Regions from separate parts of the Homo sapiens genome. Here region 2 is linked to region 1. Evidence: chromatin loops called from intact Hi-C (ENCODE). Cell type or tissue: HepG2. All regions are shown on one strand. Links, peaks and the distances in the headings refer to the core of each region. The heading gives the core; the rest is flanking DNA. Region 1 has its middle 24 kb from the start of ADORA2B. Region 2 has its middle 55 kb from the start of LINC02087.

Region 1 (2,926 bases), core at 180-2,679:
TGCCCCAGTATAATTAATAATACAGCCCTGTTCACTCTTGAAAATGTCCCAATCTGGATGGTTGGTTTTATGGCTACCCTAATCATAGGGGACTAGATAATTGATGCTACACCCATATAATAGAATACCATGCAGCAGAAAAAAAGAATGTGGATGCTTTCTATGTATTGATAGCAATGTGTCTTGGAGACATTTGCCTAAGTGAAAAGAAAAAAACCCAAACAAAAACAAAAAGCCAGGTGCAGAATAAAATGCATAGCATGCTAACTTTGGGGTTAAAAATAAGAGGATATGATGCTACTCACATTTGCCTGTATGTGCCTAAGAAACTCTGGAAGGGTACACAAAATACTGATAACAGTAGTTACCAGTGTGTACGCATCTGGGAAGGGAAGGGAAGACTGAGTGGCACGGTCTTTCACTGTATATTTTTTCATAATTTTTTGAGTCAAGTAAAAATAAATGTTTGAATCTATTCAGAGTTAAACTTTAAGATGAAAAAGTATATAAACTGTCACAGACTTCTAATTCCCTACACAAGTCATCCTTCCTTTTTGTAACAGAACCCCAGACTAGATTTCCCACCCTTCCTTGAAGCTAGGTGTAGCCATGGGACTAATGAAATATAACAGAAAGTGTCACATGAGTCTTCTAGGAAGACATAAACTTTATTCTGTCTCCTGGGATATAGTTGTGATGACTGGAACTCTGGCAGCCATTTTCATTTATGAGGATAAATGCCACTCCCTTAAGGATGTGAGAGCTAAAAGGTGCCTGGATCCCTAATAATTTTGTGAATTCAGCATGCTAGCTTTGGAAGTTTTACCTCTGGACTTCTTTTTTTAATGAGAAGGGAGGAAGTTTCTTACCTTAAAGCACTGTTTTTCAGGACTCTATCCCTTGCCACTTAACCTAATTCTAACTGATACTGACGTGTGCTGATAAAACTACCAAAAAATATGTTAATTTTCATTACCCATTTTTGGTGTGATGATAGGACATTTTTATTTTCTTTGCGCCTTTGGTATTTTCTGTACTGAACATGTATTTTAGCATCAACTGTCACTTTAAAACAACATTTACACGATTACAGAAAATGGATCTTCTAGTTTCTGATTTTGTGTCAGGTAAATTTCACTTTCAAAGGAGATAATGACAGCAACCATCAAGAGGGATAATATCTCCAGAAGCCATTTGCAGTGGTGCTTTGTTAGCAGCAGAGATCTCATAGCATCACTGCTGCTGCAGAAGAACAGGCTGAGACCTTCCAGTTGAGTAAAAGCCGCCTGTTGCTTTAAATTGTAAGTGAGACCTAGAAGATGCTTGGAGCCAGTTCTGATTGAGATTTGCCAAATCCCCAGGCTCAGCTTGTCTGCTTTCTGGAAACAGGTTTCCATTGTCTATGACTGTCTGAAGCAGGGGAGAAATCCTCCATGGCCTGGGGAGATGGATGATAAAACTCACACGGGTGCCCCACTGGCTCACTGACTCATCCTGGAATGATCGGAAGGCCGGAAGCCTGGCACATGTTCTTGGACTCAAACATTGGTTTCCCACATTGCCATATACAAACAATTCCAGAGCGAGAGAATTTTTATAGAAGACCTGTTGAAAGTCTGAGAAGACCATCAGCAGGGAGCTCCCAGATGCCTACAGTTGTGCAATCTGTGAGTCATCCCGTTGGCCCCCTGCTGTGCTTCTCCAGCTGGGCTCGCAGCCTCCAAGGGATGAGGCCTGTCACAAATACCTGCGCGGTGCTGTGATGCACCTTTCTGGCGTGTCATTTTTATGTGAAAATTTGTGGTGGGGAAAGTCAACATTTTTTTTTTTTTTTTTTTGAGACGGAGTCTCCCTCTATCACCAGGCTGGAGTGCAGTGGCACGATCTTGGCTCACTGCAACCTCCACCTCCCAGATTCAAGTGATTCTCCTGCCTCAGCCTCCTGAATAGCTGGGACTAATGGCACGTGCCACCACACCCAGCTAATTTTTGTATTTTTAGTAGAGACGGGGTTTCACCATGTTGGCCAGGATGGTCTCAATCTCTTGACCTTGTGATCTACCCGCCTCAGCCTCCCAAAGTGCTGGGATTACAGGCGTGAGCCACTGTGGCTGGCCTGAAAGTAGTCACTTTTATATGAAACAATCATTGCTATGTCATAAGGGGAACAGAAACTTTTATTTATTTTGTATAAATTTAGGGGATACGACTGCAGTTTTGTTCCATGGGTATACTGAACAGTGGTGAAGTCTGGGCTTTTGGTATAGCCATCACCTGAATAGTGTACATTGCACCCATTAAGTAACTTCTCATGCCTCACTCTCCCTTCCGCCTTCGCACCCTTCTGTGTCTCCCGTGTCTATTATTCCACTCTGCATGTCCATGTGTACATATTATTTAGCTCCCATTTATAATGAGAACATTCAGTATTTGAGTTTCTGAAAACTCTGAAGCATTTATAAGGCTTCAAAATAAAAGATTTCAAAAAAAAATTACTGTAGTACACAGCTTCAAACTGTGTTCTGAGACCCCCTGGGGGCCACTGGGGTACTTTGGTCTAGGGAAAAGGTTTAAAACTCTGGCTTACAGGATTTCACGCTGACGCTAATTGAAACTGTCTTTGGGTCTGTATTACAATCAATCTTGTCTAGACACATTCACCCAATTTCTTCATGAACAAAGGTTTTCTTTAAAAAAATTATTTTTATTTTTTATAAAAAGTGGCTGGAGAAAGTGGGTCTTTTCCATCCTGTACACCCAGCTGGCCACTGGAGCCTCCTCTGCCCCCACCTGGCATCCCACCTGGCCTCCCTTCCCTTCCCTTCCCACCCACTGGGCACATCCACTGCTGTACCTGGTGGCTGTCTCCTGACCTCAGGAGGCTCAACCCTTGCAACATGCCTACCACTGGGCTTCAAGGCACCCA
Region 2 (2,926 bases), core at 1-2,500, 48 kb after region 1:
CACATCTTTGCAACTGTGAATGTGCTGCTATAAACATGCATGTGTGTCTTTTCCATATAATGACTTCTTTTCCTTTGGGTAGATACCCAGTAGTAGGATTGTTGAATTAAACGGTAGATCTATTTCTAGTTCTTTAAGGAATAGCCATACTATTTTCCAAAGAGGTTGTATTAATTTACATTACCACCAGTAGTGTATAAGCGTTCCCTTTTCCCCACATCCACGCCAACATTTATTGTTTCTTGACTTTTTAATAATGGCCATTCTTGCAGGAGTAACGTGGTCTCTCATTGTGGTTTTATTTTGCATTTCCCTAATGATTAGCGATGTTGAGTATTTTTTTCACATGTTTCTTGGCCATTTGTATATCTTCTTTTGAGAAATGTCTATTCATATCCTTTGCCCACTTTCTGATAGGATTACTTGTTTTTTACTTGCTGATTTGTTTGAGTTCCTTGTAGATTCTGGATACTAGTCCTTTGTTGGACTGTAGTTTGCAAATATTTTCTCCCATTCTGTGGGTTGTCTGTTTACTCTGATTATTATTTCTTTTGCTGTAAAGAGCTTTTTAGTTTAATTAGGTCCCATTTACTTATTTTTGTTTTTGTTGCATTTGCTTTTGGGGTCTTAGTCATGGATTCTTCGCCTAGGCTGAAGTCTAGAAGAGTTTTCCAAATTGTCTTCTGAAATTTTTATGGTTTCAAGTCTTATATTTAAGTCTTTGATACATCTTGAGTTGATTTTTTGTATAAGTTGATAGATACATAAATCAATAAATGTGACATCGCATAAACAGAATTAAAAACAAAAACCATATGATCATCTCAATAGATGCGGAAAGAGCATTCAACAAAGTTCAGCATCTCTTTATGATAAAAGCTCTTAACAACTAGGCATAAAAGAACTTGCCTCAAAATAATATATATGTGGATATATGACAAACCCACAACCAGCGTAATACTGAATGGGGAAAAGTTGAACACATTCCCCATGAGAACAGGAACAAGACAATGATGCCCACTTTCACCAATCCTATTCAACAGTTCTGAAACTCCTAGCCAGAGCAATTAGGCAAGAGAAATAAATAAAGGGTATCCGGATTGGAAAAGAGGAAGTCATACTATCTCTATTTGCAGATGATATGATCATATACCTAGAAAATCCTAAAGACTCTTCCATGAGACTCTTAGATTTCATAAACAAATACAGTCAAGTCTCAGGTTACAAAATCAATGTACACAAAGAAGTAGCACTGCTATACACCAACAACGACGAAGCTGAGAATCAATCAAGAACTCAATCCCTTTTACAGCAGCTGCAAAACAAAAACAAAAACAAAAACCTAGGAATATACTTAACCAAGGAGGTGAAAGATCTGTACAAGAAGAACCACAAAACACTGCTGAAATTATAGATGACACAAACAAATGGAAACACATCCCATGCTCATAGAATCAACATTGTGAAAATGATCATACTGCCCAAAGCAATCTACAATCTGCTGAATGAAATTCCCATCCAAATACCATCATTTTTCACAGAATTAGAAAAAACAATCCCAAAATTCATATGGAACCAAAAAAGAGCCTGAATAGCCAAAGCGATCCTAACCAAAAAGAACAAATCTGGAGGCATCATATTACTGGACTTCAAATTATACTAGTTACCAAAACGGCATGGTACTGGTATAAAAGACCAATGGAACCAAACTGTATATTTAAACCAGTTTAAAGTGTATAGTTCAGTGGCTTTTAGTACATTCCCAATGTTGTGCGACCATCACTAGTCCAGAACATTTTCATCACACAATAGAAAACTGTACCCACTAAGCAGCCACCCCACTCTCTATTCCCCTCTCCCCTCAGCCCCTGGCAAACACTCATCTGCTTTCTGTTTCTGTGGATTTGCCTATTCTGGATTTTTCTTATAAATGGACTCGAACAAGATGTAGCCTTTGCACCCAGCTCTTTCACCTGGCATCACGTCTTCAGCGAACATTCATACTGCAGCCTGTGTCAGTGCCTTACTCCTTTTTAAGGCTCAATAAAAAGCCCATGTTCAATGATCAGAGGGAGGACCTACAGGACGCAGCATGAAGTCATGGCCACAGCTATGCACAAATTTATTACAGTGAAAGGACACAAAGCCATATACGCAAAGGGAAAAGGCGCAGGGCGTTAAGTCCAGAGGCATGAGCTTCCAAGAGTCCTCTCCAGCAGTCACGGGCACGTTTAATTCCCCCAAGGAATTAATTAATTAATTAATGAGGGAAGCTCATTAGGGACTCTGCATCCAGCGTTTTTATCAGGGGCTGGTCACATGGGCCCCTTCTGCCCAGCATATACCACATTCCAGACTCCTCACAGATAAGCCGCTGTTCAGCACAAACCACGTGTTTGCACAAACAGTTTCAGAACCGTGAGCCCCTCTCATCAGTTCTGGGAATGGTGTGAACCCTCCTGTAATCCTAGTTCTCAGACTCCAGCCAAGGGCCAGCCTTGCAAGCAGCCTTGCTAAGGAGAGCCATCCCAGGCCTCCTGGGTTAACTATTTTCTGCACAGAGGCAAAAACATGCCTGCCAATAGCATCTGGGCTTTGTATTTTAAGGTGATCTTACTCAGTTTTATTTCCAAAATTCCCGAGGAAGAGGCTGATGGGCCCAGCTTAGACTTGTTGGGGCTACTTCTCTGGTGTTTGTGTACATTAAAGTGGGAGAACGCGTCCCTCCCCATCTGCTGTGCGAACAATCTGACAGGTCTCTACACTGTTTGATATTTTTGTTCAGAAAGCCATTTTTATTCCTCATAGTTTCATACCTCTGGGAGTGCACACACCACTAAGAGTGGGAGCGGGTGCCCCAAAGCACACTGGCTCATGACAGAAAACCAACTAGAAACATGGCCATCAGGAGAGGACTGTGTCTCCC

The links. Peaks named below come from ENCODE experiments on the same cell type or tissue, not always from the same donor. Only the 100,000 strongest peaks of a DNase experiment are listed, where the experiment ranks them.
Region 2: a loop joins it to region 1, with 12 times the contacts of the local background. A loop is called at or near these places in 4 of 110 quality-filtered maps.

What each region holds. Positions count from the first base shown.
Region 1 is chr17:15,919,632-15,922,557 of GRCh38, reverse strand. It overlaps a transcript of ADORA2B not described here. Among named protein-coding and RNA genes, the nearest start is that of ADORA2B, 24 kb to the left of the region's middle. In HepG2, for the core only: no CTCF peak of the experiment used is centred there; a DNase peak (open chromatin) is centred at 1,587.
Region 2 is chr17:15,871,053-15,873,978 of GRCh38, reverse strand. It overlaps a transcript of ADORA2B not described here. Among named protein-coding and RNA genes, the nearest start is that of LINC02087, 55 kb to the right of the region's middle. In HepG2, for the core only: no CTCF peak of the experiment used is centred there; no DNase peak of the experiment used is centred there.